Linked DNA regions of Homo sapiens: region 2 is linked to region 1. Evidence: read pairs that join two places in POLR2A ChIA-PET (ENCODE). Cell type or tissue: PC-3. All regions are shown on one strand. Region 1 overlaps MED13L (mediator complex subunit 13L). Region 2 overlaps TESC-AS1 (TESC antisense RNA 1).

The links. ChIA-PET counts read pairs that join two places held together with the same protein. Peaks named below come from ENCODE experiments on the same cell type or tissue, not always from the same donor. Only the 100,000 strongest peaks of a DNase experiment are listed, where the experiment ranks them.
Region 2: POLR2A ChIA-PET joins it to region 1 with 33 read pairs; 2 of 35 experiments call an interaction of 5 or more read pairs at or near these places.

The regions. Positions count from the first base shown.
Region 1 is chr12:116,119,546-116,122,045 of GRCh38, forward strand. The region is part of intron 2 of MED13L (mediator complex subunit 13L); the gene reads right to left. Among named protein-coding and RNA genes, the nearest start is that of MIR620, 28 kb to the right of the region's middle. In PC-3, no CTCF peak of the experiment used is centred here; no DNase peak of the experiment used is centred here.
Region 2 is chr12:117,128,924-117,131,423 of GRCh38, forward strand. The region is part of intron 2 of TESC-AS1 (TESC antisense RNA 1); the gene reads left to right. Among named protein-coding and RNA genes, the nearest start is that of TESC-AS1, 31 kb to the left of the region's middle. In PC-3, no CTCF peak of the experiment used is centred here; a DNase peak (open chromatin) is centred at 1,428; H3K27ac peaks cover 995 bases.

The sequences.
Region 1 (2,500 bases):
CTAACACTTAATCTTAAGAAGGCACAGTGCCTTACACCTGTAATCCTATCACTTTGGAAGATCAAGTGGTAGGATTGCAAGGCTCCAGCTCTTAAAAAAACTTTAAAAACTTAGCTGAATTTGGTGGCACGGGCCTGCAGTCCTAGCTTCCTGGGAGGCTGAGGCAGAAGGCTCACTTGAGTCAAAGAGTTTGAGGCTGCAGTAAGCTATGATGGCATGCCACTGTACTCCAGCCTAGGCAAGAGAGAAAGACCCCATATCTTTAAAAAAAAAAAAAAAAAAAAAAAAAAAAAATATATATATATATATATATATATGAAACTTGTCCAAAGTCACATAACTAAGAAGTCTTAAGAATTTGTAGTCAAACTGAGCTACAGTCAGCAGCATACAGGGATCAAATGCTTTTACACCTACTGTTACAAATAATAAATATATTAATCATTCCATTAACTGAATTCCTCAAGGGGAAGCAATTTATTTTCATAGCTGCTGTGGCTAGAACTTCTCGGATATTCATAAACATGCATAGAGTTGACTTGATTATGTATATTTCAAAATGTCATTGAAATTAGCACCAATCTAAAATTTCCTCACATCTACTTAAAGAGGATTAGTGGTACAGATGGGATTCATATCCAAATGTTCTGACTCTGACACCCATGCTCTTTCCCCTACACAACACTTAGTGTTAAGCAAATCCACTCACTCAACCCTTCTTTAACCATTCTTTTATTCTTAGCACTGGGTAGAAAGGCAATGTTAACACTGAAGTTAAATTTTCCTTTGGTTCCAAAATTTGGACCTAAAATTAATGTGTTCTAGTTACATGTTAACTTTTTCAAAGGCTAAGTCAGACAAAACCACATTTTGGCTTCTTTAAATAATCTCTCTTTCTCTCTCTCTCTCTCTCTCTCTCTCTCTCTCTCTCTCACACACACACACACACACACACACACACACACACACACACACAGAGTAAGATTTTCTTCAGGGGAAAATACATAAAGAGGGACAGAGTAGTTAGCCTACGTTTCTACAAATGAAATGCATTCTCCCTTTCAAGGTAGACTGAGAAGAAAAACGACTACCAAAAAGTCTATAAGAAAGTCCTATCTTTATGAAACCTACAATCTCTCCACGGCATGCTGTCTCCATTCCAAAAGAAAAAAAAATAAAAAACAGGAAAAAAAGCCTTTCTAATTCTTTTGATCTTTCCAGTTTCTATTTAAATGCTTATAATACCTTAAGAATATAAAGTAGCAAAAAGACTATCTCTATAGACTATGTTTATAAGTCTAATTATGCATAATGGGAGAATTTTCCTAAAATTTTGTTGGTCTCAAAAGAACCAAGAGATCTAAAATGCATGTAAAATAAATGAGTGACAACAGTCAATCAAAACAAGGAATTTCTAAATTAAAACATTCTCCTGCTGTTATTTTGTCTATTACAGCCAGATTAAAAACTAAAACTAAGTACTACTACAGCTGCCTATTTACAAAGAAAAACTATTTTGGCACTAAAGTTATCTCACTTAAATTATAAAAGCTATAATCAGAATGTGTTTACGTTGCTGTTATTCAACCTTTTTTAATACAGTTATCCTCATAATCAAATATTTAAACTGCAAAAGTAGTATATAAATGTTTTTTAACAGAAAAGACAGTGTTTATAAAGGAAAAGTTTTAAATAGTAGTAATTACTGCTTAGTGCCCAAATAATTTTTCAAATCCCCATCAATTGCAATATAACTTCTTTCAACTTCACCAAACATGACTCCTTACAGAATTAATAAGCTTATTTGAAAGAAAAAACATAGAAAAGGTTCAGGGAGAAAAAAAGTCAATATGGCAAAATATCAAAGCAGCATATACTTCAATGATTTTGTGTTTTCCAGCAGAGATCTTGGAAAGATATCCCTTCCAATTCCATAAATGAAACTGACATACTTTACTTGAAGGGGAAAAAAAAATGGGAGGAGGGAGAATGGAATAGGGTAGGGAGGAGCATAAAGATTGTGAAACCTTGAAGAAATTCAAGCTCATGCTTTTAGAATTCAGGTCACCCAGCCTTACACAGTTTAAAAGTAGAATTACTTTCAAAGAATACATATTTCCTCTGAGCTATGATACATATTTCCTTTTAATGTATCATATTGCAGCAACAGCTGAAATGAACGTCTAGACATCAAAAACACTTCTTACTCCCACCTACTGCTTTTTTACCTCAGGCATCAAAACTAATGAAACCTATTATCCAGAACATTGAGTTCAGCAACGGCATTGGCCACTGCAAATATTGGAGGTGGGGGAAGGGCACTTTCAGGGATGGCACTTCTTATTCAGCCGTTAAAATTGTTGAAAATCAAATTTCACTCGAAACTCCAGAAACACAAGTAAAGGAAGGCACAGGAAACAAGTACATTGTTTCCCAGTTAGATTTCAGTAACTAACGGCTAAAGATAGCATAGCTCTGAATCCAAGGTTTATCATTTGCC
Region 2 (2,500 bases), 1.0 Mb after region 1:
ATGTCACAAACATGTCATGTTGCAGAAGTGACATGAAATGTGTCAAGATGACATGCTGCACGTCATATGCATGTTATGCCTTTCAGAATCATGCATACACACGTCATATGCACAACATAGGCTATATGGTACATGCACAACATATATATGTGATGTTACATGCAGAACATTTGCAATATACACGTTACATACATGCGTTATATACATATTACACAGAACATGTGCAATGTATATGCAGAACATAATACATGTATGACATGCAATATGTAATGTGTGTAGAACATGTGACATATACGTAATATAAATGCTATATGCACATTTATGTAATATGTGACATACACATGTGACATATGCATGGCATGTAACATGTTTAATGTGACTATATATGTAATGTGTGATGTTACATGCACATTTTATGTATGTATAATGTTATAGATACATGCTATGCATAACATAATGCTATATTTTACACATTACATGTACATAACATGTATGTTACACAACATATACGTTCTATTGTTACACGTGTATATACATATACATATACATGTGTATAATATATACATGATATATGTTACATATAAATGTTATGTGTCACACATCTATGTTAGCTGTTGATAAATACAAACACACGTATATATATGAGTCACCATCTTGAGAAACCAAGAATTCAACAGGCGATCCTCTGAAGATTTTTGCCTGTCAGCTTCTAATTCCTTCAAAGGCAAAATGATAGTATTCACACGAATAAACCATGCTGACACAATGGCACAAAGTTTGCCCTGAGCTTACCCCTCTGAGTTTCACAACTCAACCAAACTCTACCTGCTGCAACTCTGTCATAAGCAAGATCACTGAAAACCATAGACATCTCTACAGGGGAGGACTGCCTTCTTCTAGCTGTTTCCAGGGAGATGAGGATTAAAGCAAACTCAACCAGGGGAGTTGTAAAAAGCAGCTTGGGTTTTGGAGTCAGGCTGAGCTGGGTTGTGATCTGGGCCTTGTTATTCAGTAGCTGTGCTGTCTTTTGTTTTGTTTTTGAGACGGAGTCTCACTCTGTTGCCCAGGCTTGAGTGCAGGGGTGCAATCTCAGCTCACTGCAACCTCTGCCTCCTGGGTCCAAGCAATTCTCCTGCCTTAGCCTCCTGAGTAGCTGGGATTACAGGTACACACCACCACGCCTGGCTAATTTTTGTATTTTTAGTAGAGATGGGGTTTCACCATGTTAAGCTGTGCTGCCTTGGGCAAGTTACTCAACTTCTCTGGGCCCTGGTTTCCTCAGTTGTAAAGTGGAGAATTCCAGGTATATGCGGCTGGCACAGAAGAAGGGGTCAGAACAGCATGAGCTTTACACAGAGTGGAATGTTTTGTGCTTTTTGGCAAAGGGTGTCCTGTCACAGGAAGGTAAAGGTGACTTCATCTAACATTCCAGAAGGGTTTGCCTGCTGATTATGTCAGCGGCTCCAGCTCAGGCAGGAGCAGGGTATGAATGCTGACCTTGGGAGGTGGTAACTGACATGCCTCTGAGGTCTGTGGGAAAGAACAGCAAGGCTTTCCCTACAGCAGAAGCCTCATTGGAATGACAGACCCAAGCAAATGGGGTTGGATGAGCTCCTTGTTCCCCCAAGCTGCTATGGTCTAAATGGCTACTCCATGACACCTTGGCCACCTCGATTCCAAGTCACTCACCACCTGAATGGGATTATTTCACACTTGAGAGGAGAGTTACATTTGGTTCTGAAGCTGCCGATGGTGTTTTCCACATTTTGGGATATGGGTCCTGAAGGCAGGGCAGACACACCATTGTAGAGACCTGTGGCCCCAAGCTGAGCCAGCCACACAAGCCGAGAGAGCACTGGCCCAACTGGAGTCAAATGTGAATGAGCTAAGCTGAAGGTTTCAGGAACAGTCTCAGGTAAGCCCCAGCACACAGTATCTCCAGCCCTTATAAGACTCTGATCTCTCAAGACGGATGCCTTAAAGTCTCTATAATCTGGAGGCTCTTGGAGGAGTGTGATGTCTCTGTTTCTGTTATCCAGCGCTCAGAAAAAACAAAGCTCCTTGAGTCCAGAAGTGGGAGGATGGTGTTCAACAGCATTCAACAGGGCATGACAAGAGACATAGCTGGCTGGCTTTCTTTTCTCTTTTTTTTTTTTTTCGAGACAGTCTCACTCTGTCACTCAGGCTGGAGGGCAGTGGCACGATCTCGGCTCACTGCAACCTCCACTTCCTGGGTTCAAGCGATTATCCAGCCTCAGCCTCCCGAGTAGCTGGGACCACAAGGTGCGGGCCACCACACCCAGCTACTTTTTGTATTTTTTTGTAGAGAGGGGGTTTTGCCATGTTGCCTAGGCTGGTCTTAAAACTCCTGAGCTCAAAAAGATCCACTCAAAGTGGGTGGATTAAAGGCATGAGCCACCGCACCTGGCCTTGGCTTGCTCCTTATAAGAAATAGCTGTTGGCACTCATACCAATGGCTACACATCCTCAGTGGGCTGAG